Regions from separate parts of the Mus musculus genome. Here all the other regions are linked to region 3. Evidence: chromatin loops called from intact Hi-C (ENCODE). Cell type or tissue: left cerebral cortex. All regions are shown on one strand. Each heading gives the region's core, and the rest is flanking DNA. Links, peaks and the distances in the headings are about the cores only.

Region 1 (7,855 bases), core at 1,013-6,012, 280 kb after region 3:
TGCAGGGTATTCCTTGGGGCAGAGCTAAAATCTCTAGCCCTCATCTCTTCATTAGAAAGCCCCATTCTAAAGAGGCTGTTGACACACACCTGTGCTGCCCTCCCCTCTAATCCCAGACCACACAGTGTGTTTATCAATACAAGTGCGACAGCCCTCTGTGCCCTACTGTAACTGACTCTCAGGGGCCACTGTCCCTTCCCAGAGCCCTCTGAAGAACAGCGTGACACCAGCTGGGTTCGAACTTCACCCTGTTCCTCCACTCTGATAGGAAATGCCAGCCCAGGGCCAGCTTCAAGCAGTCCAAGTAACAGAGTAGTGGACCAGTGAACAGGTAGCCACAGGAGGAGGCTCAGAGCCCCGAACTATATGATCCAAAAGGTCCTAAGTCACACAAGATCACAGAGTGACAACATATCTGAGAGACTGCCTGGGAGGGACCAGTGCCATTAAAGACACTGATAGAAGTAACTATCAGCAGAACGCATCAGGTAGCAGATGCGTTTCTCTCTCTCTCTCTCTCTCTCTCTCTCTCTCTCTCTCTCTCTCTCTCTCTCTCAAAGAAGAAACGTGGGTCAAATGAGCACTCTGGAACCAAGAAGTATAATCATTGAAATGAAAACTTCACTAGAGGAGCTGGCAGGGGCCAGGCAGCCGGAGGAAGAGTCAGGACCATGCAGACTATGCTACATGGAGATCAGAGGAAACAGGAGCCAACAGGGTTCCCAGAGAAACTCAGACACCATGGCACTTCTGGTGGGCACTGCAGGCTGCCAGAGAGGAGAGCAGAGCAAAGCAGGTGTCTGAAGACACCACGGCTGCTTCAACAGTTGATAAGGACCAGGAGGAATGCCAGGAAGCTGGGAAGGGAGGCAGCCTGGTCATGACTGAGTGCAAAGGCTGAAAGGGAGAGGAAACGCTGGGTGAGATGGGAGAAAAGCAGCCCTCCGGCTCCAGGACCTGAGAGAATGAAGAGCAGAACTTCAGGGCCAACCGTGGAGACAGAGGCAATGAGGGAACACAAGGTGTCCCTAGGAAAAGCAACCGAGTCCAGCACAGCCACCTTGTAAAATGAAGGCAAGATGGACGTTGTGAGATAAACAGCCGACAGAGCTGCTTCGCCAGATACAGAAAGAAAAGAGAATGCTCAGCTCAGGGAAGAGAGCTAGGGGCACGCACAGCAATGACAGGCACATCAGTGCAGGCACAAAGACACATGTACACACACATACAGAAAGACAGACTCGCGAACACAGAGACACACCCACGTGCGCGCACCCAGATTCGTGGACACACATAGAAACACAGACCTACACACAATGACACCAATAGCTTATGAAATTATAAGCAACGGTGGAGTTGGGTGCCCTCCTCTTTTCTTTTCTCTCAATTGAGTTAAAAAGCAATAATATCAAATGACATTTATAGAGCTGCATTATTAGGTCCATAACAAATAGAAATGTAATAAGCTTCCAAGGTACACGGGAGGGAGAGAGGGAAACGCAGTGTGGGAGCGTGGTGACAAGACCAGATGGCAATTCAGACTGCAGGGACATCTGCAGAGGACCAGAAGACCAGACATGGTACGTCCGATGGATAACAAGACACACCCTGCAGAGACACACCCTCGGTCTCCTCTCTTGGCTTCTGTTAGAGAGGGGAGGTTGATAAAGAGATACCATAACCCTTGGCCCCCCATGCAGTTGTGATATGTGTAGCAATAACCACAGAAAAAAGGGGATAAAGTAATAGAAACACTTAACAGCAACGCTTCCCCGTCTCACTGTAATTTAGTGAGAACATAAAATAGATTTTAATATGCTGAAATGCATACAGTATGTGCGGGGGTAACCGCTAAAGAAAACGACCCAGGAAATACAAGGTGAGCTCATTAAGAGTATTAAAGCGCCACACAGGAAAATACCCACTTAAGTCAAAGGAAGGCAGAGAGGGAGCAGAAACAGGAACGGGCCAAGTGACGTCAACATCTCACTTCAAAAAAAAAATGAGCAGAGCAAACAGAGGAAAGACCTAGGTCAGAATGGAGAACTCGAATGTCACCTTGAACTAGCTAAGCCTGACAGGGTTTGAACACGCTGTCCAACAGCAAAACACAGACTCTTTCCAAGACAATGGTATATTGATACACCATGAGTCACGCTGACCAATCCCATCTCCAGCAATGTCCCTCCACACCTGATCCCCCCCCCATCCCATACCATCTCCACCTAAACCCAACCCATCTCTAGCTAAACCCACCCCATCTCCATCTAAACCCATCCCGTCTCTACCAAACCCTGCCCCACAGTCACCTGCTCTGCCTCTCTGCCACCAGAACCCATTCCATTCCATCTGCCCCATCCCTACCCGGCCCACCTCATCCCTCCCAACCTATATTAATAGGTCCCACCCCTGCCATCTGCCCCACCCCTGCCACACACCCCAGCCTATCCTTGCCCTCTGCCCCTCCCCTACTACATACCCCAGCCTATCCCATAGTAGTAGAGGTGCTTGCTGTCCTCTGAGCCGAAGACCTTTATCACCATGCTGTAGAGATGTAGTCCCTCCACCAGCATCCAAGCAAAGGCGGTCAGGAAGAAGTAATGTAGGAGGACAGCCAGCACCTGGCACGGGACCTGGTAGCCAAGCAAAGGTGCAGGGTGAGACCACGGGGTACATGGGGGGGCCGTGCTGAGGCTTTGCTTACTCTTATTTATTCCCAGGACCTCATTTTATTCCTGGGGAGGCAAGGCTCAGTTTCTCAGGCCAGAGTTCTACAGCCCGTGTTGCTGCCACTCCCCACATGCCCACTGCTACTCCCCAGCCATGCCCACTGCCACTGCCACTGCCGTGACTCAAGAAGAGACAGCTGCCGGCCGAGGGTCAGCACCCACTCACCGTGCCAGGCTCCATGCTGAAGCTGATCAGCAGCAAGACCTGGGCTACCAGGACAGCGAAGGACAGGTTGGCGTGGATGTGGTAACGCTGGTTCCGAATGGTGCTGACAGAACTGAAGACAGAGAGGCGGGTGTAAGTCCCGGAGCTCAGCCTCGACATCCTACCCCCACTCGGGTCCCCTCTCTACTTCTCTTTGAGAAACCATGAGTATCTTCATAGCTCCTACCCCTGCCCATGCCATAGCTCCCTGCTTGGACCCTGGTTGTTCTGGGCTAGCCTCCTACTTCCTTTCATAGTTCCAGCCACTCTGCACAGCCTGAGCCCTTCCCGGAAGTTCAGTGGCTCCTCTAACCTCCCTGGGCCCTCTTCTGTTTCACCCTTTCCACTGTGAGGGATGGGGTGGGGGAGATGGAGGGAACTAATTGAAATTCTAAATTAGAACCTGCAGAAAATACACCCCATGACGTCATGGGCATCATCGAAATTGAGGGCAGCAGGAAGGGAGGGCGCCTCTTGGATACAGGAGGGTGGCTACAGGACCCGCCATTCTTTTATGGTCATTCCTGGCAGGGCTCTTCCTGGAGGCCTGGATGACTACCAATAGGGAGGGCTTTCTGGCCTCCCACCCTAAGATGCTCACCTCTGCACTGTCTCCTTGTGCGTGGCAGACTGCTCGAGAAGGCATTTATTTATTCTTTGGCTTTCTTGGTTATTGATGGGCCCCATCCAAAGGCATTTATGCATAACTTGGCCTCAAAACCAAGCACCATTGCTTGCTGATGAGGGTGCAGTCAAGGATGTATGTGCTAGCTCTCGCCTGGCTCAGATCCCACCGGAACTCAAGTGCCAAGGTGGGACTTTCCAGACCTTTCTGACATGTCTAAAACCTGCTGACCCTACCCTACAGGCCCTGCTATTTCCATTTTTTCTGCACCTCAGATATGAAAGTGAAAGTCACCGGAGAACAGTCACATAGTCACATCTGTACCCCTACTAGCTAGGACGCATGCCCCCGCCCCCCCAAAGGGTCTTCAGAGCCAGACAGAGGAATGGCCAGAGTGACAGGAAACACTTATATTTCCAGTAACTTTCTAGACTTCCTGGGGACACAAGGAGAGGGTGACTCACGACAGTACTGCGAAGGTGACCAGGGTGGCAGCCAGGCAGAGAACTGACAGAGAGCAGCCAACGTAACTGATGGACGACAGCGCCACCTGGTGTCCATGTGTGAGCTGCGGGAACAGAAGGAGATGTGGGAGGCTGGCCTTCCATCCATCCCATCCCCTGGCTGGGATGGTGCCAAAGTGGTTACACCCACAGTGCTGACCTTGTAATGCCAACCTCCAAGACTTGCCTCACAGAAAGAGGGCTACACCACACTGGAATTCAGGGTTGGCATTTCCCGTGCTCTGGGTTGCTCCGTTGTATCCGCTGTGTTCCCCACTTAAGCTACCTGGCCTGTATTACCACCATACTCCCAGCCATGTCTGAATGGGTGATCTAGGATGATCAGAGATATGTGCCTCCTCTGGCTATGAAATTCAGAGAGCAACAGTGAGGGGCTTGAGGTGGGTACCAGTGGATGCACAGACATAAGGCTAGGAAAACTACACACAGCATGCTGGGTGAGAGGATCACTTCCAGGTCTCTTGTCCTCAGTATCACTAACCCCCAAATTGACAGTCACTATATACTTGCCTTCACTGGCAGGCACACACCAGCCCTTGGGACCATCTCTTAAGTGGGCACCTATGTGGTCACCTGGACTGACATCTGTTGTGACAGACCATCTTCCATGCAATACAAGACATATGTAACAGACTATGCATCCCACTGGAGCCCAGCAGCCTGGGCTTGATGTTCTCATCCATGCCTCAGCATCTGGTACCTGGCCCTGTTCTGTTAAGGCTGGGTTTTTGGCTCTACCGGATGGTGTCCCAGCTCTGACGGAGGCTGAGCTTCCCCCTCATGCACTCTCTGGCCCTGGACAGAGCCTAGATACAGCCAGGCCTTGAGAGCCACCATGGTTCGCTGGGCGGCTCGAGGTTGGCGAGTATCCCTCATCTCAATCATTTGCTGACCACAGGCAGGAGCCTTACTGGGGCTGAGCCCAGGCTGTCAGCATTCTGTGTCCTATGGAAATGGATACACAATGCAGGTACAGGTGGGCATGAACATCCCAGCTACTGTGGAAGGATGGAGATGCCATGACCCCCTCACGGAGTTAATTAGACATCGAGACTAGGCCTTCTGCAGCTCAGGTCACCCCATGGGAGAGTCCGATAAGGAATCTGGGCCTCAGATACTTCCTACCAGGACCCAGGAGTCTCTCTGTCTCCCATCAGCCACCTGGCTTACCAGGGAAATGAGGTGCACAAGTCCTTCACAATGAATAAAATTCAGGACTTTTTCATCAAAAGCCAGGAGACTCCTCAAGGTTGATAGATTGACTAAGCTGCCAATCACAACAAGGAGCTACCTTCCTGGCTAAAGGACAGAGTCTAGTCCCTGGAGTCCTGGTGGGAACTGCCACCACATCAGGATGCAGCCACTCTCCTGAGAGATACCTGTAGCCCACAGAGACAAAAAATAGGCTCTTTCCCCATTATCTGTACTGGCTGTCAGGAACTAAGATTAACCTATGATACAAAGCCAGGCAAGGATGGAGGTAGGAAATCCAAGGACCAAAGACACAGGGCCAGGTGTGGTATAGATTCTCAGGACTGAGTCCTTCATGTCACACCAGATACCAGGAGATAAGGACCCCCTCCCTTTGCTGGCAGATCCTGACCCCAAAGTGCTGGGGGGCAGTGGTAACTGCTGGCAAAGTCCCCTTTATCCCCTAGCTCATCTCAGAGGCTTGAAAACAGCCAGATAGGCTTTGACATTGAACTTTTGTGGGTTTCAGGCCCAGCAGGGGGATTTAACTAACCTACAGCACTCAAAAGGAGAATTAAAGGGGTGTGTGGAATGGCTGGAGAGACAACTACCACTGAAGCAGGTCCCCACGGAGGTCAGAATCCTGAGGGGACACGTGAAAGGGGCTGGTCTGTATGCACCTAGTTGGAGCAATCTCCAAGATGCACCTACTCATTTGTAAGAAAGGAGCAATCTTCACCCTTTGTTCAGAGAACAAAGAGGTGCTTGCTGCAGGCTCAGAAGGCTTGTCGGTGGTGATGGAAACCACCAATGGAGAGGGAGGTGGCTCTGTGTGTGTGTGTGTGTGTGTGTGTGTGTGTGTGTGTGTGTGTGTGTGTGTGTATAATCTCTACAAAAATCCACAAAGAATTCCTCCACTATCTTATGCCTCTTCCATCTGGTTCTTGGACTCCTTTGGGGCTCCCTGCCCATAAGGAAACCAAAACTCAGACTATGGTACACTTCCACCTTCAAGCCTAGGCTGCCCATGCTGGCCAGTCCTTTGCTTCATTTTTTTGGGCACTGTCTCATCTAACCTGTCCCTGCACCTAGTCACCAAGCCTACCCCTTACCCCATGGAGCAAGACCCCCATTCTGAAGGCAGCCTCCTCCTCAAATAGGATCCCAGAGGAGACAGCTCCCCACCCCCAGCTTCAGAGCAGCTGATTCTTAATGAAGATTCTGGAATAAGACTGGTGGACCCCAGAGTAAGGACCTAGGGTGGGGCTCCCCAGACGTTACCTGGAAGCCTTTTATCTGCTCTGTCCCAGAGTCCCTCCTCTCTCCTCCCCTCCCTGACTTTCCTAGAAGCAGTTTACACTGTCCTTTCTGATGTGACTTCCTAGGCTCACATCCATGGCCCAAGTGGCCCAGGAGCCTCCCCAGAGCCTTAGGGAAAGATGTCTCATGGGAAGCAACCGACAAGAAGGCTGACACAGGGAGTGAATGAGACAATGGGAGACAGAAAGGGAGACAGGAATGAACACTTGAAGCGGGAGGCAACAGGGGAGAGAATAAGATAGGGATTAGGAAGATGAAGAGGAAAGAAAAGACTCTGCCCTGAGGTCTCTAGCAATGGCATCCAACATCTTCCTCAGCCATTCTCTCCTTTATTACTGAGGTAAGGTCTCTGGCTACAACCAGAGCCAATGGGGTTATCCTAGTTAGTCAGCTTGAACCAGGAATCCCCCAAGCCCATTCAGTTTTTCTGTGGGTGGCTAGGGACCCAGACTCTAGCCCCCACTTGCATGATAAATGCTTTATTAGCTGAGCCATCTCCGACGCTGATGTTTTAATGGAAGAGGTCCACACTTCCAGAGGGAGTGGCTAGGCCTGCTCCCCATCCTCCTGTCTCCACCCCAATCTGACGTGAGCCATCACAACCAGGGCATCCCTGAGGTCCTCATGCTCAAAGTTCATTCTGTGCCAGGTGTGGAGGGCGGGGGCTGGGGGGGGGTTCAAGGATGAAGGATGGTTCAGAAGCAGAACCATCAGCTGAGTACTTGGAGTTAGGAACTCAAGGCAGGGCGCTGAGCCTGGGTTCTCAGACTGAATGGTACCCACTCCATCTCCTTCTGATAACTGCCATGGGCCTCCAGGAGCTAGCAGCCCTGAGCTGGACTGCAGATGGCAGAGCTGAGGCTCAGCAGACCCACACAGCACACGGCAGGGAGGAACCCTAGTTGGGTGGAGGGGGTGAGTACTGCAGACCCACAGCCCAGGACAGGGATACAAGTATCTGCTGGACATTGCTTGGCATGCACAGACAGGCTGAATGTCCTGTAGAAAGAGCTTGCCTGTGCCCAGTCCTCACAGACCCCTCCAACCCTAGGAAACACCCATATGGTTTTGGCTATGCTGCACTCCTGCCCCCCCCACCCCCAAAGCAGCTCACACAGTGGTTCCACCAGTCTCATCACCCCTTGCTTTCATGCCTCCATACAGGTCACCTTCAGGGCCATATCCGACTGCCACTATCTTGAATCCAGACAAGAGATGGAAAGGGGTTCCACGACAGAACACCCAACACCGGCTTCAGGAC
Region 2 (7,855 bases), core at 1,783-6,782, 120 kb before region 3:
GGGGCGCCCGCGGCTGCGGCGCACGACTGCACGGAGCGGGAAAGGGACCGGCATCCTCCTAGACCTGCAAGCGTGAGCCTCGAGCAGCCCGAGCCCCAGCCTCAGTTTCTCTGTCTTAAAAATGGGTTCCCCCCCACACCCCCGCCTCACCGGGATTCGCGCACCTCTCCGAAAGGAGCAAGGGCGAGTCTCCCTTCTCCCTTGCACCTCGTGAGCGCCTGGGGACTCGGCTCCCGAGTGCCCAGGGTCCCGTGCCCCTGTCGTTCACTCACCACCCCGAGGCTGAGGTCCTCCGCGCGGGGCGCGGGCGCTGCGCAGCCCCCATGGGCCGCCAGCGCCAGTACAAGCAGCAGTGGTGGCAGCCCCGGCCCGGGGCGTGGAGGGCCAGGTCCCCGGGGGGACCCAGGTCCCCGCGGGCGGCGTCCCATCCCGCTCTCCCAGGTCGGGTGGCGAGGGTCCCCGCACCCGCCAGCAGCCAGCTCCGCGCCTCGCTCGGCTCCGCGCCCGCACCGCTCCGCTCCGCGGGACTGAGCCGCGCGCCCGCCCGCCTCCGGGGCAGGGCCATGCTAATGTATGCTAATAAACATCGCCCCGCCCACTCCCTTAAAGGGGCCCCCGCGCGGGCGGGACCCGGTAATGGCACAGAAGCTTTGCCCACCCCGAAGGCTGGAGCACTGCTGCAGACAGGGAGCCGGCGGATCGGGCTGCGAGTGTCCTAGAGTTCTCTGCCGTCCTCTGGACGCGCCCCCTGGTCGCCTGCTAGAACCCTTGGTTTAGTTTCAGGTCACTTAGGACCTAAAGACCGCTGCAGCGCGCGTGATGGGCACACGGGGGAGCCCGCGGGCCACAGAGTCTTGGGGCGAGTGGGAGTAAGCACCCCGATTCTGAGAGATCGGAGGTGGGGGAGGGGATTAGTGTGATACAAGAGAGCGTAGGAGGGAGCGGGGGCATGGGGTGGGATGGGATGGGTGAGCGTGGGCGGGAGTAGGGGCTTAGGACGGGAGACTAGGCCGAGAGCACACCTGAGTCCTGTATGGAGCCTTGGGCACAGAGCACCTTTTCCCCTTAGTCCGCCAGGGAGCATCTAGCCTCTGCTGCTGAGGGTCTGCATCAGGTGTGAAAAAAGAGACTTTGTTTTGAGGGGCGGGGAGTGAACCCCCCATGCTTCCGGCGGGCTGGACCCGTTCTATCTCCGTGAGCCGGGAGGCTATGAATAGCAAACATTAGCTGGGATCTGGCACCCGCTCAGCACTTTACAGATGAAATTTTCTTTCTCGCAACCCGTAAGAAGTGGAAACCATAGTTCCCAATTTGTACACAAAGAAACTGAGGTCCAGAGAAAATAATACCTAAGTAGGAGACAATGTGGAGTGACAATGTGGAAACTGGCTGGGCCAAGGGACAGAGTTCAAAACCAGCGCCCTCCCACCCCAAGCCCCCGCCCCAGCGGCTGGGTCTCCAGCCCCTTCCCCGCGGGTTTCTCTAGTCCCTCGGTGTCGTTAGGATTACAGTCTATTTATTGTTTGCACGCGGACACTGAGGTTTAGATGATGCCTCTAAAGGAGAGGGTGGGTGACTCCCTGCTTTGAAGGCAAAGTTCCCTCCCTCAACTCCCAGCTGGTGTCTATCCATACCCTGTTGCTCTCGGGGGTCTGGGTGGTTTGGGGAGAAGATTAGATTCTGCACCAGCTTGAGATGGGTCCGTGGGTTGGGGGGTGGGAGGGCGGGGGTTAGGACCTTGACACGAGAAAGCCCTAGAGACAGAGAGTGCGCAGCCACAAGACAGTAGCATCTCCCGGGTGTTTAGCTATGTGGAACAAACTCCCTATCAACCCGTGGAACAGTACTGCCCACAGTTAGTTAAAAATGGGTCTTCCTATCTCAATTAACCTAATCTGGATAATCCCTTCGAGGCGTGTCCAGAGGCTAACCTAATCTAGATAATCTCTCACAGGTGTGCTGGGAGACTTGTTTCCTAGGAGATCCTACAGCCCGTCAGGTTTACAATATTAATGCATGACATTAGTTCATGCTGCATTAGAAGGAAGGTCGGTTCGGTCCCTAGGGAGAAGATCGATGCTCTCCTGTTAGACAAGAAGAGAGAAACGTATTGCATTCGTAGGCCCTCTGAGATCAGCTTCAAAGCTCGGGTGGCCCCATCTTCTATCTGTTCTGAGGTCTCTGGGCCTCTCCTAAATGATGTCCCTATGTGGAAAGGAAATCTCAGAGAAATGTGGAGCAAATTGGGGACAAAAGAACTGGTTCAGGAATGGGTGGCTCTAGGGGCTCTGGCTCCAGACCCTTGTCCCCTTGACTCTGCCAATTCTAACTGGTACCTCCTCCCAAGGTGCCCTGCCTTTGCCTATCTGGCTCTGGGAGTTTCTTCCAGGTCTCCTATAGTTTGGTAAATGTCTACTTGACACTACAGATATACTCTTAGATGGATAGGAATCTTTTTTGGTTTGTTTAGAACTGTGTCCTGCTTCAGCCCCCGAGTGCTAGGATTTTAACTGTGTTCTCCCATACCCAGCTAGGATGGGGGTCCTTGTAGTTATAATTGAGTTAAAAAAAAACTTGAGATAAGCTCACTGGGGATTGTCTAGGTGACCCCCAAATCCACTGTCAAGTGATCTGATAGAAGCAGAGGAGGCCCGGACATGGTAGCAGGACTTTGAAACTCCAGCGTTTGGGGAGGCAGAGGCAGGAGGATGGTGAGCTGCAGGCCAACTGGGCTCGAGAGTTTTGGAAGTGGTTTTAACAAAACTCCAAAGGAGCAGACGAAAGAACAGGGGAGAAGCCACAGGAGAGTTTGTTGGCTTACAGACAATTTTGCTAGACTCTTCCCAGCGACCGAGCAACAGATTAGGTCATCATATGGCTCTCATCACCTGACAGCATATAAGAGAAGTACCCCAGCCCCTTTCTCTGTCTCTCCCCACTCTCCCCATCTCCTGTCTAACTCCTCTCCCCCCCCCTCTTTTTCCCTCCCCCTTCTCTGTTCTCACGTGTTCCTGGCCAGTCTCTCTTTCTGTCCTTCTCTATCCCTGCTTTCTCTGCCCTGTGGCTCTGTCTGCCTCTACTCCTTCTCCAGGTCCTCAGTCCCCTCCCCTCCATTCCAAATAAACCTCCCTTACATCAGGTCTGTCCCATGGCGTGATTTCTCAGAGGGACACCTCAGCATGGGTCCCTCCTTACTCCTGCTGCCGCCACATTATTGTTTATAACAGAGTTGGCCCCATGACCAGGGAGGCAGAGGCTATGATGTGTCATTAAACAGCAACCCCAGGGTAGTGCTACCAGTTAGGGCTGGAGCTGGCACTTTATAGCCAGTGAGTCTATGGCGCTTTGCCCTAGGCCAGAGGTCTAGGGTCCCAGAATCAGGAAGGTTGAGAACCACTAGTCCAAATCCCAAAGCACTTCCTACGCAGTCTTTACCTCCACCCTGGCTTCCAACAGGCAACCTGCTGAATCAGAGCCAGGCCATCCGTTCCAAAGATGACTGAGATGTCACCGCCCACGTCACACTCTGGAAAAGGTGCTTCATGTGCTTGGAAGACAAATCCAAGCTCCTCTCCTCAGCCCGTGGCATCTTGCTCTGCTCTGACATCATCACCCTGCTTGTTCCTGCCTGCTTCCCCCATCTGGTAGAGCCCCTGACCTCTTCTGACGGCCTCCAGATGCCCTCTTGCCACAGGACCTTTGCACCCACTGTGTGTGTGCGTGTGTGTGTGTGCGCGCACACACACGTGCTGGGGGGGGCATGATGGGGGTGGTGGTGTCTTGTCTTCTGATTCGTTGAAAGCCTATGTCTCGGATCTCTCTGCAAACGCTTGCTTCATCTCTAAAAAACATCCCTCGCCCCTGACTCCCTGTTCACTCAGCATCGCCTCATTCACACTCCAAGCGGCTCCTCCCCGCTCTGCCATCTGTTTTGGGCCTGGTCTGTTCACTGCCTGGCTCCTGGAGGCATCAGCCCCAGAGGGCAGAGATATCTACCATTGGGCTTAAGAGCTTGCTAGCGCAGGTCTAGTGCTGGGAAGAGTGGGGGTAGGTGGGTGGGTGGGTGTAGTAGCCAGCCTCTGCCTTCAAGTGGACCCAATGTCGCCTTTTGCCTATCTCACATTGCACACATGGGTGGGAGCTTGGTGATGTCATTGTTAGCACCCACTTGGCCACTCCTTCCTTGCTTTGACAGGAATCATGATATTCCATCCTAGGGTTGGCAGATCTTAGCCTCAGTGTTCCCAAAGCTTAGGGGTGTGGCTGGTAGACCCAGAGGCTTATGGCTCCTGAGAGCTGGGTGGCCTAGACCATGGCTAATTCAAGGTTATGCCAGAGACTAACGTCTCTCGATTTTCTATTGCTCCAAGCTTTCACCACTTTCTTGAAGCTTGGTAGCTGATGTAAGCAGCTCCCAGCAGCAGTGAGCAGCAGGCACCATCTGCAGTTCAGAAGGTGTTGGAACCTCCTCTTCCTGCCGCCTGATTTTGCAGAGCTCCGGCTTTGTTCATTGGGATCTTTCCTTGGTGCTGAAGATTTCACAGACTCTCCAAGCCCGGCCTTTCTTGGCTGGCCAACTCCTCCCGGTCTCCCTGCTTCTGCAGTCCCTGTCCCACATTTGTCTCTGTTGTCTCTGCTTCCCAGTGCTCTGCCCTGGGATGCTCTCAGGAGTCCTGCATATCTGTAGATAAGAAGACAACTTGTGGGAGTCTCTATCCTTCCGAAGTGTGAGTTCTGGGGGGGTGGGGGGGATAGGTCAGGCTGTCAGGCTTGGGTGGAGGCCCCTTACTTAACAAGGCATCTCAATGACCCAACTTTATTATTATTATTATTATTATTATTATTATTATTATTATTATTATTGGTTTTTCAAGACAGGGTTTCTCTGTGTAGCCCTGGCTGTCCTGGAACTCACTCTGTAGACCAGGCTGGCCTCGAAGTCAGAAATCCACCTGCCTCTGCCTCCCGAGTGCTGGGATTAAAGGCGTGCGCCACCACGCCTGGCTGACCCAACTTTTTAAAAAAAGATTTATTTATATTTATTTACTCATGTGTGTGTGTGTGTGAGAGAGAGAGAGCAAGAGAGAGAGCACTGAGGAGGTCAAAGAAGGCATTAGATCCCCTGGAACAAGAGGTATGGATGGTTGTGATCCACCCTGTGGGTTCTAGAAAGCCAACCTAGGTTCTTTTCATGAGCAACAACTGCTCTTACCCACCAAGACATCTCTCCAGTTCCCAAACCAAGGTTTGTTGAGGGATTTGAAGTAGACTCCCCAGCCCCTGTCACTCTCTCTATGGACTTGCTCTGGTGTCTTCACAGTACTGGGAGCCTTCAGGATTCTTTCTTCCTTCCTTTCTTTCTTTCTTTTTCCTTCTTTCCTTCTTTCCTTCTTTCCTTCTTTCCTTCTTTCTTTCTTTTCTTTCTTTTTTCAAGACAGGGTTTCTCTGTGTAGCCCTGGCTGTCCTGGAACTCACTCTGTAGACCAGGCTGGCCTCGAACTCAGAAATCCACTTGCCTCTGCCTCCCGAGTGCTGAGATTAAAGGCGTGCGCCACCATGCCCGGTCAAGGGATTCTTTCTTTGACTGTCTTGTCTCACTGAGCATATCAAGGCGCAGCCATACTGTTTTTTCTTAAGAGGCTAAATGATATCCCACCATCCACGGGGGCCATGTGCTGTTTACTCTTGTGGCTGTTGGTGCAACGTGGGTTGTGTCCGTTACACTCTGCCCCTTCACTTTTGTCATATCTCCTTGGCAGTGTCTCATACCCACGGGCCCCTGAAAGTGCCCCCCAACTCCCACCCTGTGTTTCTGATCCCGGGACCCATTCTGCCTCCTCCATCCTTCTGGTTGCTGTGCCCCCCACAGTCCCAGCACTGGACTCAGCTTAATCTCTCATAGGCTTCCTGGACACCCCTGGCGAGCAAACTACAGGCCTTCCAACCCATTGGCCAAGTCTGATGCCTTGCCTCCCCACCCCCTTCCATGTACCTGATAGACAGAGCTCTTGACCCAGAACTGTAGTCATCACATCTATATGTCTCTTAACATGTTATTTTAGAACTATTCATTCCAAACAAGAACAAGGAAGGAAATGTCTTGCCCTCCCTCCTGCCTTTATTAAAGCCAATGTCTAAATATTGCCTTTGCAAGTGTCCCTCCAGTTACTGCTTTCTCTCGTGGAGGAAATAAGAGAATATCAATCATCAGACAGTCTGGAAGTGAGCTTTGAAACCCAATCATGGGATCCCTGAGGCAGAACGATGCCTACCAGGCACGCTGCCAACAGTTCCACGCCTGCCTTGTTCTCGAGGAACGGTAGTCACGTGTCTCAGCAAAGCCACGACCCTATCCTTCCTGATGCACTCTTGAGGCCTAGGTTGTGAATGGGTCAGGTGGCTCTCGGGAAGGAAGTGAATGGGTGACAGGTAGGGGGTTGTGCTCCCGTCTCAGGCAGTCAGAGCACCGGCCTTCCTGCTTGTCAGACGTGGAATGTGTGTGTGTGTGGTTTTTTTAATTGGGTATTTTCTTTATTTACATTTCAAATGTTATCCCCTTTGCTGGTTCCCCCTCCGAAAAACACCCTTCCCCTATCCCCTCCCCCTGCTCACTAACCCACCCACTCCCGCTTTCTGGTCCTGGCATTCCCCCACACTGGGGCATAGAGCCTTCATAGAACCAAAGGCCTTTCCTCCCATTGATGTCCGACTAGGCTATCCTCTGCTGCATATGCAGCCGGAGCCATGAGTCTCACCATGTGTGCTCTTTGTTTAGTGGTTTAGTCCCTAGGAGCTCTGGGGGTACTGGTTAGTTCATATTGTTGTTCCTCCTATGAGGCACAAACCCCTTCAGCTCCTTGGGTCCTTTCTCTAGCTCCTTCATTAGGGGCCCTGTGCTCAGTCCAGTGGATGGCTGTGAGCATCCACTTCTGTATTTGTCAGGCACTGGCAGAGCCTCTCAGGAGACAGCTATATCAGGCTCCTGTCAGCAAGCATTTGTTGGCCTCCACAATAGTGTCTGGATTTGATGTTTGTAAATGGGATGGATCCCCAGGTGAGTCCATCTCTGGATGGTCATTCCTTCAGTCTCTACTCCACACTTTGTCTCTGTAACTCCTTCCATGGGTGTTTTGTTCCCCCTTCTAAGATGGGTACAAGTATGGTCTTTCTTCTTCTTGAGTTTCATATGGTTTGTGAATTGTATCGTGGGTATTTCAAGCTTCTGGGCTAATTTCCACTTCTCAGTGAGTGCATAGCATGTGTGTTCTTTTGTAACTACCTCACTCAGGATGATATACTCCAGATCCATCCATTTGCCTAAGAATTTCATAAATTCATTATTTTTAAAAGCTGAGTAGTACTCCATTGTGTAAATGTACCACATTTTCTGTATCCATTCCTCTGTTGAGGGATATCTGGGTTCTTTCCAGCTTCAGGCTATTATAAATAAGGCTGCTATGAACATTGTGTCCTTATTACAAGTTGGAGCATCTTCTGGGTATATGCCCAGGAGAGGTATAGCTGGGTCCTCAGGTAGTACTATGTCCAGTTTTCTGAGAAACCACCAAACTTATTTCCAGACTGGTTGTACCAGCTTGCAATCCCACCAGCAATGGAGGAGTGTTCTGTTCCTCTTTCTCCACATCCTCGCCAGCATCTGCTGTCACCTGCATTTTTGATTTTAGTCATTCTGACTGGTGTGAGGTGGAATCTTAGGGTTGTTTTGATTTGCATTTCCCTGATGACTAAGGATGTTGAACATTTTTTAGGTGCTTCTCAGCCATTCGGTATTCCTCAGTTGAGAATTCTTTGTTTAGCTCTGTACCCCATTTTTTTAACAATAAGATTCTAAATT
Region 3 (7,855 bases), core at 961-5,960:
CTTGTGGTAAGCAGACCACCAGCTGACTTCATCCCAGGAAGAAGGCAGATGGGGCAACAGGGATATCTGGAACACTCTGAAAATGTCAACAGTGTCCAATCCCACACACATATTCTAACTGTATCCAAAACCACAGAGCAGAGTCTGAATTCCATTCTCACCATGGAAACTGAGGCTCAGAGCTGCCCGGAGCTGCCCAGAGATGTCCAGAATGGAGCTGCGACTCTACTATGTATGTGGAGCCCAGTTCTGAGCAGGTACAGCGGCACTGGTAGGGATTGTTAAAGTCAAAGGCAGTGAGACGGATGTCTACACCTTTACCATGTGTCCTCTGAGGCAGCATCCACGTGTCCCGCCCTGGTGCTTCCAGGACAGAAAGTTACTCCATCTCTCAGATGTTTTGTGAGTGGGGCGTTCTCTCTGGTCTCTCCTGTAGAGCTTAGCAACTTCCGTCTGATTAATTACCAGAACGGAGCCCAGAATTGAGAACATCTTAGATTCCAAACTTGTGTTTTCTCTGAACACAGCTTAACTTCGTTTCCCTCCAGAATTAGAAATCCCATTACCAGCGTTTGCTCTGCTGTAAATGGCTAATTGCTGCCTCTCATTAATTAGTGAGAGGCCTGTGGCTGTGTCTCAGCCTCGTGGCTTACTAGGAAGGAGCGGTCACTCAGAAAATGAGGCCTGGGTGACAGAAGTAGGCTGGCAGCTTGGGACAACATCCCAGGGAGGTGACACCTGGGGCTTGGGGGATGATATCCCAAGGGGATGATATTCCAGCCATAGAGAAGCAGGGTGCACCAACTCTCCTCCACTGTGGGCACCTGTGGGGGACCCTTACTTCCTACTTTCTGTTTTTTCTCTCCCCAGGTCACATGTGGGCTTCTTATGAGCAAAATCTGGAGAATTGTCTTAGATACTAGGAAGAGGCAGCCTTCTGGCTGCTTGATGCCCCTATAAACTCAGAGTAACGCTCCCTTGACCTGCACCCCCCTCCCCCTTTCTCCACCCTATGTCTGAGACCTGGGGCTGATTTTATTTATGTCACCACAGCTCACTGTACTTATGGGATCAGAGCCCCATTTTCTTGGCAGGGCCATTTGTACAGGGCTGGGCAGTCAGCTGGATCTGCTTGGGGGAGACTCTGTTTTAGAGGTCTTGCATTGATGGGCTGTGGACTGTGAAGGACACAGACACAGGAAGATGAGCTGGCAGTTCAGGGCAGGGAGGAGGCGTGGGGTATGTGCTGCAGCATTGTCCCGGACTTGAAGCTGGCTGGTCTTCCCTCCTGTGTTATCCCGTTAGGAGTCCTGAGCTCAGCTTGCAGAAGAGCATGGGGTGGGCACCTGTACAATCTGGGACACGGTAGCCTGAGGTCACTTGGAGAAACAATGACAGGATATTGCATTAGCCTTGTTAGGCTACCTGTGTGTCTGGATCCTATTGTCCCACAGAAGGTTGACCCACCCCACACAGTTGTCTGGGGACACTTTAGCATTTTTTTTAAAGATGTATTTATTTATTTTATATATGTGAGTACACGGTAGCCGTACAGATGGTTGTTGGGAATTGAATTTTAGGACCTCTGCTCACTCTGGTCGGCCCCGCTTGCTCTGCTCCAGTCAACCCTGCTCCAGCCCAAAGATTTATTTATTATTATAAATAAGTACACTATTGCTATCTTCAGATGCACCAGAAGAGGCCGTCAGATCTCATTATAGGGTGGTTGTGAGCTACCATGTGGTTACTGGGATTTGAACTCAGGACCTTTGGAAGAGCAGTCAGTTGTTCTATGCGCTGAGCCATCTCGTCAGCCCTGGCATATTTTTTAATGACTCATGAGTTGAGCCCTATTGCTCTTCTGAGCTGGCTCTGGCCTAGGGCTCTAGCTGAGAGGTCTATGCTTCCTAAAGGTCACATTGCTTCAGGGAGACTTGGCACCTGCTGTGTTCCTACAGTGACACTCAATGCACTTGGCAGTTCACTGGGAGGATGCATGCTTTCTAAGGTTGTCATGACAACGGAAATAGAAAGTCTCAGTGAGGACAGGGTCAGTCAGGAGACCTGGCCCCACCTCCCATCCTGAAGTCCAGCTTGGCCCTGACTAGGAAGGCTAGGGAGGAGAAGGGACATGATATGTAGGGGACCTTCTGCTGATGGCCTGTGCAGGAATGTCCTTTTCTGAGATTCAGATGGGTAGAGAATGCTCTTGTCTTCTGCTGTCCGTCATGGCACCATTAAAAGTGATTTGTATTTATTGTGTATATGTGTGTTCTCACGACAGCATGAATGATTGTGTGCATGTGTGTGCATACGACAGCAGGAGTGCGGACAGCTATCAGGAGTTCAGCTTTTCCTCCTATGTGGGTTCTGGGGATTGGATTTAGACTGTCAGGCTGCCTTCATCGGCTGAGTCATCTCAACAGCCCTCATTCGGGGAAACTTTCCAATGGCTCAGCCACTGAGGCTGAGAAGCCCGCCTGAGGTCCACTGAGTCCACAGGCTTCTTGACTGGTCCAAGAACAAAAACAGCCTGCTTCCTGGGTCACTGTTTGAAACAGTGTTTCATAGAGTGACAGAGGGACATTTCCCCTACAACACAACTGCATCCCTGTTTCCCCTTCCCCTGTGACTCAGGGGATCCTGGTGGGGGCTGGTGCTTAGTGTAGGAGACTGACCTCAGCATTTGCATATGTGGTTATCCTTCATTGTGTTCCAGAACCCCCCTCCAACTCCTGTCATTCTTCTCCCTCCTGCTTTCTCTGATGAGACAGACGCAGGGAGCAGAGTGGCCCTGGTTGTTCATCCCTTTCAGGGCTGACACCCACTGCTTCCCCAGCTTCCGGCTCTTGGTTAACCCTTTCAGCCTGGTAGTATTGCTGTTCACAGCAACCTTGGCCTGCACCATGGATCTCACCATTCTATGTTCTCAGAGAATGTCTTTGTGAAGTGTGGACACAGTCCAGTCACCATCCAGGGCACTAGGGCTCAGGGGGGTAGCACTTGCGCCCTGCTGTGGGAGGCTGCTGGTTTAGACAATGATATAGAGTGGTCTGGAGTTTTGGGGAGGGAGTAGGGTGTGATTCTGGATACTCCCCTGCCTTCATTCACCTCAGGCTGTTCAGACCCCGTTGCACACCGGGCAGGAATAATAAAGCAGAGTGCAGAGCAGATGGAGTCCTGCAGGATCCCGGTCTGGCTGGGAATGAATGTGGGGGCCAAGGGGCAGAAGGACTTCTCTGAGGATCTTAGTATTACAGCTCTTCTAGGAGAAAGCCTTCTCTGGCAATCTTCAATGAAACAGCTCTCTGAGATGATCTTAGCTTGAGCTTATTTCTTTATTTGGAGTGGACTTGTATGCATACCCTTTATTCGGGGTGATTCAAGGGTTATATAGTTTTGGGGAAAGGGGTGAGACTATCCAGGGCAGGCAAAGGTCATTGGCTGAAGGCTTGAGGTTCTGAAATGCCTCATTAGCATGGGGAAGCATTCCAGGGTTCTCAGGTGCAGGATCTCAGGTGACACTCCTCAGGTGGGCTTCTGGATCCCTCAGAGAAGAGGAAGTCCCACTGGCAAAGGGAGTCTGCCATTTTGCACCGAGCTCAGGGCTGTCTGGTAAGACTTCGACCTTAGCAGCAGGGCCACAGTAGGGAAAGGATTGGGGGTGGTTATGAGGAAAGTGAGCACTTGGCAAGGAGGACGCGATGCTCTGAGGAAGATGGGATGCTCTGCATAGCAACTGGGAGCGCTGGAAGGTGCAGAAGGTAGTTCCTTCCCTCTGGTCCCTAGGGGGAGCCTCTTTGCCAGTGCAGAAAGAAGCCTCAGCCCCTTTCTCCCTTATAACTGGGCCCTTGGCCTCCCTCCCATTCTGAGAATGGTGGCTTTTGCTCTTAGGTCACAGCTGCAGGGGTCTAATGCCTCATTCCGCAAACTGTCTCATTCAGTGGCTCGTGGGCTGGAGCTAGAAATAGACCTGAGTAATCCCAACCCTGCCCACATTGTAGCCTGGTGTCTGCCCCCCTTCCCGTTTGTGGGTGAAGCTAGAAAAAGACCTGTGTGACACCCCCACCCCCACCCCAAAGCCACATATTGCAGCTGGTTGACCTTTATCCGTATACCATCTTGTGTGGAAACCCCAGCTTGGGAGGGGCTACTCCCTATACAAGGCAGCCTTGTATGGCTCTCTGAAGGCCTTTCATGTTTAGACCATCTTCCTCTGCCCCTGACAGTACAACTATGACCTCCTTCTCTCCACTGACCACTGGTCTCTTCTATCCAGGGCAGGTGGGAAGGGACTTATGAGCTCTGACATCCATCCGTCCCTCCGTCCCTCCCTCTGAGAGAGAAGACTCAAGTGAAGTCATGTATTAGCCTAAGAAAGCAAACTATGTGGTGTGTCGCATAGCTAGGGAAACTGAGTGTGTGCACAGCATTGTGTGTGTGTGAAGAGTGAGTGTGTGTCCATACATGCTCTCACATGCTCAGAGCTCTGGGGACACCTGGATATGGTTTCTGGAATCTGGGATGATGTCTCATAAGCATCCCAAGAGCTGTGTGTGTACCACTCCAAGCACCAAGGACATGCCTATGTGCGCTCAGAAGCAGCTACTGGGTGCTCATAGAGGCTCCATTGCTGAGTTAAGCCTGCAGTGTTCAATCACACAAGGGCACTGCCCAGTAGCAAGTAGGGATGCCCTCTTGGGGGCTCTTCCATCTGGAAGTCCAATCATCTCTCTCCCAGAGAGGGTTCAGGCTCTAGCTGTAGCCAGGAAGGAGAGGTCCAGCCCATAGCACAAAGCCTCTGTCTCTGTTTCTATTTCCTCCTCCTCCTCCTCCTCCTCCTCCTCCTCCTCCTCCTCCTCCTCCTCCTCCTCCTCCTCCTCCTCCTCCTTCTCCCAGAACCAAAGGGACCCAGTGTCCACATGCCCTGAAGACACAGCACCACTGTGGAGTAGATTCTTGCTCTGGGGTGGACCACAATAGTCCCTGCTGAGGCTGTAGGCACTGCTGGGGACAACCCCACACTGAGATGCGGATGTCTGTGTGTCAGCCTGGACTTTGCCCCATCCCTAGAGAGTTAGCTTTGCAAGCCATCAAAAAGAGTCCCTGGGCTGTGGATCCCAATCACGTCCTGTGGTCTCTAGCTGCCTTGTCTGGCATTCACCTGCTGTCTGCAAGCTTTGTTTTTTTGCTTGGGGCTGGGGTGCCCTTGCTCAGGGCACTTGATTCTAGGAAAGGAATAGGGCTACAACCATCAAGGGAAGAGCAAACCACGCCCACTAATCAGCATATTCCAGCCCACGTTCCTGGCATTGGCTAAAGTGACGGCCACATGACCTAAGTGTCCGGTTGCAATCTGTTCTGGGTTTCTTTTCGAAGCCGCAGGAAAGAGTCTTAGCAGGCAGGTGCCAGCTGGATGCAGATCTTCCTGGAGTGTGTCCAGGCTGACTGAAGACTTGGGGATGACTAAAGCGTTTTAGTTTCTCTTCAAATTGGAAGAAAAATGAGCTCTTGGGCCAAAGGAAGCATTCTAAAAAATATAACATTGATTGATTCCTGTTCTCACCAGCCACAAGCTGTCATTTGAGAACTGTTTTATGGAGGAAGAACTCACGAAAGCGCTCACGGACCTCAGGCCCATGGAAGCCACAGTGCAGCTGCATCCACTCTTCCACTCACAGTGAGGTCAGCCTGGTCACATGCTGGCAAAGACCTGGACAGAGACAGTGGGGATGAGGGCAGGCCTGCGTGCTGGACAGATGGCACGGGCATGCTTACAGCTCCTTACAGCACACTGCAGCCTGCTGGTCTCACTGTGGGATCAACTGCCTAGCACGCAGATAGGAAAACTGTGGCCCAGAGGGATTTGGCACATGCCAAAGTGACACAGCATGTCACTGCAGAGACAAGATTTGCACAGGTGAAATTGGTACGGTCCTAGTTCTGGCTGCCGAACTGCTTCCTACCCTAGGTCAGGGTATACCTGGAACCAGCCTCACGGTCTGGGTCCTTCTCAAAGAACCTTGAGGAACACACACAAGGGTAGGTAGAGAGGTGTCCACGCTGCAGGGATCACAATCTCTATAGAGGACTGCTCCATGAGTTTGGGGTGGGTCTTTCCCCTCCAGAAGCTGTGCAGCACAGTGTTGAGATGTCTCATGGCAGCTTCCTATGGAAGAACGAGAGACTGCTCACAGCCAGAGAGGTGTGGTTTCTTGGAGGTTTGTGGCAGGTAGATAGGAAAAGTCCCTTTAAACTTTCTCTCTCTCTGTGTGTGTGTGTGCACGCGTGCGCACGCGCACGTGTGCATGCACCTGTGGGTACAGATAGGATATATAGATGTAGACATTTAATTTCTGCCAACGTCATAGCCACAGGCCTCTCTGTCAAGGAAGTAACAGATCAGATCTCAAAATGAGCAATTAGAACGATTGCTTTTTGAGTGAAGAGCCTCTGGCAAAGTAATTTAATTAAAAGTGTCATAACTCAAGACCCAGGCAGCTGGCAGGGGTTGGGGGATGGGTTCTTCCCAGTGCAGAAGGAACAAGATGGGTAGAACCCCAGTAATATCAGCATGAGATTGGAGTGGAAATGAAGGATTGCCCATGATCTAAATAGCCCCCAAGGCTCACTCCAGTGTAGTTCAGTAGTGTGTGTCCCAGGACTATAATTGGAGCTTTGATCAGGTAGGACTCCTGTTCAGTGAAGAGATGTGGACCATGTGACAGAGGTCCAGGTGGACAAGTGCTGAGGTAGTCAGGGTCTAAAGTGCAAGAAGGCCTGAGACCAAGGGACCCAGCCACTTTCAGCATCAGAGACACTCAGGAAGGAGGAAAAAGGGCTTCCTGCTAGGATTTGGATCAGCACATACAGGGATATGGAATTAGAAGGCCCGTGGGGGTTAGAAGGCCTCCATAGACTCATGTTTGAATGCTTGGCCCATAGGGAGTGGCACTATTAGGAGGTATGGCCTTGTTGGATGAAGTGTGTCACTGTGGGGGTGGGCTTTGAGGTCTCCTATGCTCAAGCTACTCCCAATATGATACACAGTCTCCTTTTGCTGCCTGCTGACCAAGATGTAGAACTCTCAGCTCCTTCTCCAGCACCAGGTCTGCCTGGATACTGCCATGCTTCCTGCCATGATGATAATAAACTAAACCTCTGAAACAGTAAGCCAGCCCCAATTAAATGTTTTTCTTTGTAAGAGCTTCTCTAGTCATGGTGTCTCTTCACAGCAATAGAAACTCTAAGGCAAGACCCTACTTGGATGATGGATCAGCAGCGGGTTCTGCTGGCATGATAAATCACAAGAGGGTTCTGCTGCCGTGAGGGATCACAAGAGGGTTCTACTGGCATGATGGATCATAAGAAGGACTTGCTAAGGTAATGGATCACAGGAGGGTCATCACGCGCTGGCATGATGAATTAGCAGGGGACTCCACCGGGGTGATAGATCAGCAGAAGGTTGCTGCTGGGATGATGGATCAGGAGGAGAGAGTTCTCCGGGGAGGATGAAGCAGGAAAAGGTCTCTTATTGAGACCCAGGGCTAGACAAGACCTGTGCGGTGTGTTAGGTCAGAAAAGGACCTTTCCCCCTGCTATGTTAGAAAGGCTCCTTGGGATGAGGAATCGGGACCTCCCATTATCTTAAATAGTTTAACCAGCTGCTTGCCTGAGGAGGCATGGACTGCAGAGCCCAGGCTGTAAAGTCTCAGATGCACCCTCCCTCAAGCACTCCCTGACTATGGGGGAGGATTCCAGAGTACCCTTCTTGAGCTACCCCCCTATTTGACCCCAGCTTCGTCTCTTTGAGGGGGCAGAGCACACATCAGTTTTCAGATGGATTAATGGCATG
Region 4 (7,855 bases), core at 1,115-6,114, 66 kb after region 3:
CCCCACCCCACCCCCACCCCAGTTCCCCAGGCCTTCCCCTCTGCAGGCACCCATCTGTCTGTAGAACTGGGCTAGTTGGCCCTGTGGCTTTCTCCCTGGTTCTCCCTTTCCCTGCTGTCTGGGTGTGAGACGCACATTCTTCTTCCTCCGCACTTCTCCATCATCAGAGCTGAAGTTCAGAATGAGGCTCTTACACAAATAGCCTATTATGAGGTGAACAGACCAAATCAAACAGCTAGAATCCTACCAAATCAAACAACCAGACCAAACACTAGCACCACGGCTTATTATTCCTCAGTGGGGGCCTCATGTTTGCCTGGTACTGGCTTCTGTGTGTGTGTGTGTGTGTGTGTGAGAGAGAGAGAGAGAGAGACAGAGACAGAGACAGAGAGAGACAGAGACAGAGAGACAGAGACAGAGAGAGAGAGAGAGAGAGAGAGAGAGAGAGAGAGAAGGGAGTAGAGGATGTCCACGAACATATGGAGAGAGAGAGAGCTGGCACTGCAAGCCCACCTTCATAGTGCTGAGCCCAGAAGCCCAGGGCCAGCCAAGGGCCTGAAGTCCCGTCAATCATTCATATTCATCATGTTTTGAAATGCATGATCTCATCTGTGAGTCCTCCCACAACCTGTCCCAGCGATCCCAGGAGCCTGTGACTTCAATCCAACTGGCTCTTGGCAGGCTCTCTCACTCCCTGTAGTCTGAAGAGTCAGCCTGTCTTTACCGTGCTTCCGTCTTGCTCGTTCCTCTTCTATACAGCATGGGCAGACAGAGCTGGCTTGGAGGTGCACATGCAGATATGCCATCGTTCCAGAAGCTTCCTTGTGTTGGATACTGTGGGTCTCTGTTGTGGTTCCAAATAAGCTCCCTGTGGGCGTGAGGAGAAGAGCTATGTCCTTCAGGGCTTCTCTTTGCAGTGGGGAGTGTCCTAGGTGGGTGGGGTTGTGAGTTGCAGCCACGCCCTTTTGCCAGTAGAGCCTGGTGGGAAAGATGGGTCTTAATCCTGTGACTAGCAGAAAAGCAGGTCATTGAGACATGCCCATGCATCATAGTGACCCCTGAAGGTCAAGTCCCCCTTAAGTCCATTAAGCCTGAGTCAGCGTGAACTTGGGGAAAAGATGGGGCATGAAGGCCAGTGGGGGGGGGGGGGGAGACACCTCATCCTTGGGGGAGGTGAAGGATGAGGCCTGTGGTTTACCCTCAGGACTGGCTGCTGCAGAGGGAGACCTGCTATTCTTCTTCAGACCACCTCCCACAGGAGACATCTGGGTTTCCTCTATATCCCACAATGCACCCAAAACCACCACTTCATGAGGACAGGTGTCAGGAAGCATATGAATGTTTTTTCCTATCTTTTAGGCTCAGGCTTCTGTCAAGAGCTGCAGGATGCAATTCTGAGAGGTAGACACTGGGGCTGAGTGCCAGAGAGTGAGGCCAGCCCCAGGGCCCGCCTGACCCGGAAGGGAGACACTGGTGGCATCTGAGTTTGACAGCCCTCATTCTTCATTGATTCTGTGCTCCTGACTGTTCAGACAAACCTGGGTCAATTCTGCCACTTGCATTAGGGGACAAAGATCATGCTGATCTTTATTCTCAACCCTTGTACTAAGTCTTCATTATGATTTGACTTTATTTATTAAAGTTAGGGTCGCCTTAGCTTTCTAAGCTCTAGACATAGCTCTTTGATTTGCAAAGACTATGCCCTTGAGCAGGATGCTGATGCCTGCATCCGGCAGAGAGTGGCTCTTCTGGGTGCTTGTGTGTGCACCCCTGCGCAGTGACTGTGACAGAGCATGGACACCTTGACTCACAGTCACTCAGTCAGGCACAGCAGTTCACTCTTAAGCATTTTCTTTCTCAGGTTTCTGCTTCAGAGCAGATGCAAAGCCCTCCTGGTGGCAGAAAGGCTGCTGCAATCCAGCCTTCAAAAGGACCTCTTGCCTCTTCTGGCCTTACATTTGATGACCAGGCCTCGTGGGGCAGGGTGGAGCAACAGGACTCTCGTGGTCCCTCCTGACCTAGGGGTACTATCGCACCTTCAGACACAGGGCTAGAGGGTAGGAGAGGCTCCTCATGGGGAATTGAAGGGCTGCTATAAATATTTAGGGCAGCGAGAAGTAAGTAGGTGTCATACATGGGGTCTGGCCTTTACTCTGTAAAAATGAAAGGCAAGCCCACCCAGATACCAGTGGACAGAGTTCACAGTGATCATCCCCCTGGCTGGGTTGAGGATGTGACCTCCCAGGCCACTGGCCCCACAGTGCTAAAACTTTGTTGTGGATGGTCACTTCCGTTTTTCTGGAATTTAAAAATATTTGAGGTGCCAAACTTTTCGAGTTTCCCAGGCACTAACATAATTAAAGTTACTTTAGCTTCTCTATATCTTTCCTGATCGGAGAGCAGAACCCATAAACACGCCAACAGCAAATCGATGAGATAATTATTCTGTAATGAATCCAAACACTGTAAATTAACCTGACAAGTGGCCACAGCTCTCTTGGACTTCTTGGAACCTTGCTGGCTGTTCCTAAGTGAGGAGGCCAGACCATGGGTGGGGGGGGGGGCTGCATTCATTTCCCGTCCTCTTCCATCAGAGTTGGCAGAAGGGCAGGAAGCTCTGAGCCTAGTCTGTCTCCTGAGCCACCAGAGCACCACCAGAAAGGTCCCGTCTTTGGTCTACCCTCAAGCCTGAGGCTTCCTCAGTGTTCAGGGTTGTCAGTCTATCCCTAGCGCTCTCTCTCTCTCTCTCTGTCTCTCTCTGTCTCTCTCTCTCCCTCTCTCTCTCCCTCTCTCTCTCCCCCCCCCCCTCTCTCCCTTTCTCTCTCCCTCTCTCTCTTTGGTTTTTCGAGACAGGGTTTCTCTGTGTAGCCCTGGCTGTCCTGGAACTCAGAGATCCGCCTGCCTCTGCCTCCCAGGTGCTGGGATTAAAGGCGTGAGCCACCACGCCCAGCCTATCCCTAGCTCTTGTGCCCAGCTCATCTTTTGCTTTTACCCAAATCAGCACCTGCAGGACCACGGCCATCACTGTGCATAGAACATCATGCCACTGCTACTCCTATTCTTCCCATTCCCCTTCCCAGAGCCCATACAGGAGGAACCTTCCACCCTCTGACTCTTTCTGCAGAAGTGCTATTGAGGGCTGCCTCTGTCTGGACTTCATGAGCCTGTGGTAGGAAATGTCCCCTATAGAGCCACAGTGGGTAGATAGGTAATACTGCCCACAGTCCCTTTGACACTATATAGAACAGCTTGGTGGCAGGTGACTTTCCTCAGTGACCAGCCGGCCATGCAGGTAGCTCTCTGGCATAAGTCCTGTGCATCTTTGCTGATTCAAGTACCTCTTCAAGTGTTGTGGTCTGCTGTGGGATATGTCTTCACCGCCTGCCAGTGTCTGTGGGTATCTGTCATCTCTTGCTTGCCTTCCAGGGCTGGTTAGGGGAGCAGTGGGTGCAAGGAGCAGCTGCAGCATGCATGGTGAACTTGGCTCCTTCTAGTGCCTGTGGTGGATGCAAGCTGTTGACTTCCTGTGCCAAGCTGCTCTCTTCAGTAAGGAATAGGGAGCCTCTCCCTCAGTATCCCGCAAAGGGGCTGGGTTTCATTCTGTAGACACCTCTGTTACTGACCGCCTTGCCAAACTCCTGAGAGAGAAGGGGGGGGGGAGAGCATTGGGCTTTGCAAGTGAGATCTGGAGCTGGAAACAAAATGAGTCCACAGGGAGCCAGCAATCTGGGCCAGGTGGACATGCAGCAGAGACTCAGCAGGGACTGATATCCGCTTTCTCTCCAGTCAGGCTGGTCTTGGGATTTTGCAAGTTTCTGATAGCAGCAGGGAGGGAAATTCTACTGCTCCTGGTCTCTCCACTCTTGTGTTTGACAAGGATGCTAGTGGCCCTGGCCTTGCAGAGTCCCCAGAGAGCTCCAACTAGACCTGCTAACTCACAGTCCTATTAAGGTTTTGCTGTCATTATGAAGTCCTTGCAAGGACTGCCTCTTTTGGCTGTTCTTGGGTCCCTGGGATATGAAAGTGGGGTTAGGTAGGGTGTGACGCTTCTGTCTCCAGGAAGGGGATTTATTTTCATTTCAGCATTCTGTGTGCAGGGCTGTGGCTTTCTGGGATCTCACACTCCAGTACAGAGACAGCATTTATATGTGTGTGTGCATGTGTATAAATATATGATATATATGTATATGTAAATATAAACATATATGTATATAATATATGTGTGTAAATATGTATGTTATATATATGATGCATATGTATATGCACATGTATATGCACATGTATATGATGTATATATGTATGATGTATATGCAAATGTGTATGATGTATATGTATATGCACATGTGTATGACGTATATGTATATGCACATGTGTATGATGTATATGTACATGTATATGATGTATATGTATATGACATATATTTACATATATATATACACACACAGGGGGCTTGCAGCTATGATCTGGAACTGTATCAGCTCTGCATGGAGCAGATCAAACCTTGAGTTAAGTCCTGGTGAATGTGCACTGTTGACAAGGACATGACCATGTTGAGGACCCTAGAGTCTCAGACCCACACAGTAATGGCAATGCCTTGCCCCTGGGTGAGGCTTGGAGGGAAATGACAAAGCCTTCACTTCAGGTCCATGTGTGGATGTTGACAGTGTGGACAGAAAATATCCGCCTTAGCTCTCTTCCCCCGATACTCATGGTCCGAAGATTGTTCTCCTCCAGAGACTGCTCCCTACCAAGATTAGCTAAACCTGTCACCTTAATCCAATATATGGTAACCCAGTCTCGCTGTTCAGCTGTGTGCAATAACCCCACCTCCCTGCTCAACTCTCTATAATAAACACATTGAGCATCCAGGGTACTGTGGTTTCTTCAGCTGAGAGCCCATTCTACCATGCTCCAACTTTCTGTCTGTGTTCTGTTTTTTTTCACTCTCTCACTACCCTAGTCAGGTCTCTCCCTGGAATCATCTAGTCAGGTCTGTCCTTGGGATCATCTAGTCAGGTCTGTCCCTGGGATCATGCTAGACAGGAAGAGTACAGCTCCTCTACAAGCACAGTGCATGCTCTTTGCTGTTGAGCCGTCTCTCCAGCCCTGCTGTCAGCTCTTGGGTCTTCATCTTCTTTTTCATCCTCTATATTCAGAGGTGGATCAGTTCTGCCATGGTAGGGAGCGGCTTCTGTTGTCCTATGGGAACCCTGTCACATAGCCAGGCATCTGGGGTTTACCATCTCCAACAGCTGTGGTCAGCACCAGCCCAGGGAGACTGCCCATTGCATCTCCAGAAGCTGGGGCACATCCCAGTGATCTGGGTTCCATTAAATCCTCAGGTGATCTTCAAGCATGCAAACACTTGCAATTATCTACTGTAAATCTAAAAGGCTCTCTTTTAAAGAAAAAAAATTAATTTTTTTGTGTATGTGAATGTTTTGACTGCATAAATGTCTAGGCATCACCACGTGCACGCCCAGTACCCACAGATGCCAGAGGAAGGTGTTAGCTCCCCTGAAACTGGAGTTACAGATGGTTGGGACCTGTCATGCGGGTGCTGGGAATGGAACCCGGGTCCTCCAGGAAGAACAGCCAGTGCAAGCTCTCTAGCCCCAGTCCAGAAGGTTCTTCATACTTAACAATTGTAGGACAGATCCGGACAATATTGTAAGCCTCTTGGAGGAAGGGAAGCTGGTTCTGTTGTGACATCCCCTGCCCTTGGAACTTTAAACCTTGTTCTGGGTCCTTGAACACTGTCGAGGAGAGACAGGGAGCAGAGAGCTCTGCACGGAAGATGTATCTCTCTGCCTCCTCCCAACCATTTGGATTGTGGCTCTCAACGACGATCGATCGTCCATCAGAATGAGGATATAAACGCGCTGCAAGAAAAACGAGTGTCTCTCTGTGCTTGTGATACACGCTCCATCTGCTAAGACCATCCTCAGCCTCTAACTCAGAGAGCTTCTGTCTTTGGCCAGAGGCCATGGCCATCGAAACTGCCTCTGAGTGCATTTGTCCCCATCAGCCATTTACTGACTGAGGGCAGGGAACAAAAGGCAAATCTGAGGTTTGCCTGTGGCAGAGGGCTTTGCATCATGATTACTGAGCTGTAGGGCGTCTTCTCCCGACACTGACATATCACAGTGCCACTTGCATTAACCCCCGCCACCTGCCCGTAAGAACCGCATGACTAGCTGCCCTTCATGGAGGTCACGTGCCTCCAAGAAGCATCTCACACTTCACCCTCAGATGTCTGCATGCTGAGAGCCGATAATTTGTGTCCGCCAAGTGACCACCTGACTGAGAGAGGTCAAAGTGATGATACGTTGCATTCACCTGTCATACATTCTCGTGGGGGATGGTTTGAGGTAGAATGGGTTCCCAGGAGTACCGGGCTCTGTGGCAGGAAGCAACCCTGATCTTCAGTTCTGAGGACTCCTGCTCTTGAAACCGTCGCTGTCAGTGACGCCTCAACTGTATGGGACAGACCCAAGAGCCATCAGCCTTATCTCTTGTAGAATGGAGGGTTGTCTAGAGAGCCTGGCGAGGAGTCAGGGGGGACATTGAGGTCAGGGAGGACATTGACCCAGGATTAATGGAGGAAGATTGAGGAGGGCTTCAAGTCCTGGATCCCTCAGATGAGGCTGACAGTCATTGGCTCCCTCCTCTCTCAACCTGGTGCCAGGAAGTCAGGTGCCCCACTGTTAGCCCTAGTAAGAATTTATTACCTTGGCAATTATCAAGCTGCACTGTTGTTTGACTTTATAAGGTTCCCTGACCTGTGGTATGCATTTGGCGGGGGGTTGGGAGTGGTGGTGGTGGGGATGCGGCGGTGGGGTGGGGTGGGGTGGGAAGGCAGCTGTGGCTTTGTATCCTCTGCTGCCTACCTCTCAGAGTGTTCAGATACCCCTGCACAGGGCTTTACTCAGGCTGGGCTTGCATGCATACCCTTTAGTTAGGGTGAACCAGGGGTATGTAGGACCCTTGGAAACTGGGAAGGGGTTCTTCTGAGGGTAAAGTTTCATTAGCCAGAGTTTTAAGTACTGGGAAATAACTCCTTTGGATGGAGAGGCATTCCAGGAATCCCAGTTACTTGCTGGGTGGGTTCTTATTTGGGAAAAGAGGAAATTGAATTTGCCGGTCTGCTAAGGACTACTCGACCTTCCCCAGGTTGAGGGTGTGGGGTTCAGGCTCCCCGGACAAGGTCAGAGAAGGGGAAGTCCTGCTGAAGGGTGTCTGCCATTGTATGCCAAGCTCAGAGAAGCTATGACCCAAAGTCAAAGTAGACTTTGATCCTAATTCACAGGGTTTCCCCACATGACCACCCACCCACCCCCCAACCTCTGGGTATGCAAATGGAAGATCTTCCAACACCCCTGTCTTGGCCAATTGCACACAACCACATAAACCTTGCCCCAGGGATCCTGGCCACCTCCCCAGGGCCATAAATACTCCTTTCTCTCCCAACCCAACCCAACCCAACCCGTTAAACTGAACCAGTTTTCCAAAGCCCCCCCTCTTTCCTTTCTCTCTCTCTCTCTCTCTCTCTCTCTCTCTCTCTCTCTCTCTCTCTCTCTCCTCCCCACCCCCGTGTGTGTGTGTGTGTGTGTGTGTGTGTGTGTGTTCTTTATCTACGCACTGCCGACCAAGGCCTTACTTTGTATCCATCCTCCCTGGCCAAGCTTAAAGCCCCAGGGTATAGGAAGAGTCTGGGGAATGGTGCCTGATACCCTCATAAGCCTCATAAGGAGAGCCCTTTTCCCTCCCTGGGATGACAGCATTTAGAGGAGATTTAATCAGGAGAGAAGAATGGGCCTAAGAGAGTCTCTCCAGGGAGTTGGACTCTCAGTGC

The links. Hi-C counts contacts between places; a loop is a spot of excess contacts. Peaks named below come from ENCODE experiments on the same cell type or tissue, not always from the same donor. Only the 100,000 strongest peaks of a DNase experiment are listed, where the experiment ranks them.
Region 1: a loop joins it to region 3, with 2.6 times the contacts of the local background. A loop is called at or near these places in 2 of 42 quality-filtered maps.
Region 2: it touches region 3 in a loop (5-fold over the local background); 3 of 42 quality-filtered maps call a loop at or near these places.
Region 4: a loop joins it to region 3, with 4 times the contacts of the local background. A loop is called at or near these places in 2 of 42 quality-filtered maps.

What each region holds. Positions count from the first base shown.
Region 1 is chr5:129,174,321-129,182,175 of GRCm38, reverse strand. Adgrd1 (adhesion G protein-coupled receptor D1) reads right to left here. Exons shown (of 25, transcript NM_001347486.1): 16 at 4,024-4,127; 17 at 2,896-3,007; 18 at 2,480-2,633. Among named protein-coding and RNA genes, the nearest start is that of Gm46923, 62 kb to the right of the region's middle. In left cerebral cortex, for the core only: a CTCF peak has its summit at 4,114 (motif pointing left); DNase peaks (open chromatin) are centred at 1,280, 1,528 and 4,112.
Region 2 is chr5:129,576,866-129,584,720 of GRCm38, reverse strand. Mmp17 (matrix metallopeptidase 17) reads right to left here and starts at 552. Exons shown (of 10, transcript NM_011846.5): 1 at 273-552. The coding sequence starts at 428. In left cerebral cortex, for the core only: no CTCF peak of the experiment used is centred there; DNase peaks (open chromatin) are centred at 3,519, 3,912, 4,154 and 4,469; H3K27ac peaks cover 1,694 bases.
Region 3 is chr5:129,452,865-129,460,719 of GRCm38, reverse strand. No RefSeq gene overlaps it. Among named protein-coding and RNA genes, the nearest start is that of Gm34468, 37 kb to the left of the region's middle. In left cerebral cortex, for the core only: a CTCF peak has its summit at 3,791; DNase peaks (open chromatin) are centred at 2,763, 3,832, 4,401, 5,386 and 1 more place; H3K27ac peaks cover 2,926 bases.
Region 4 is chr5:129,386,890-129,394,744 of GRCm38, reverse strand. No RefSeq gene overlaps it. Among named protein-coding and RNA genes, the nearest start is that of Gm34145, 83 kb to the right of the region's middle. In left cerebral cortex, for the core only: no CTCF peak of the experiment used is centred there; DNase peaks (open chromatin) are centred at 3,505 and 3,705.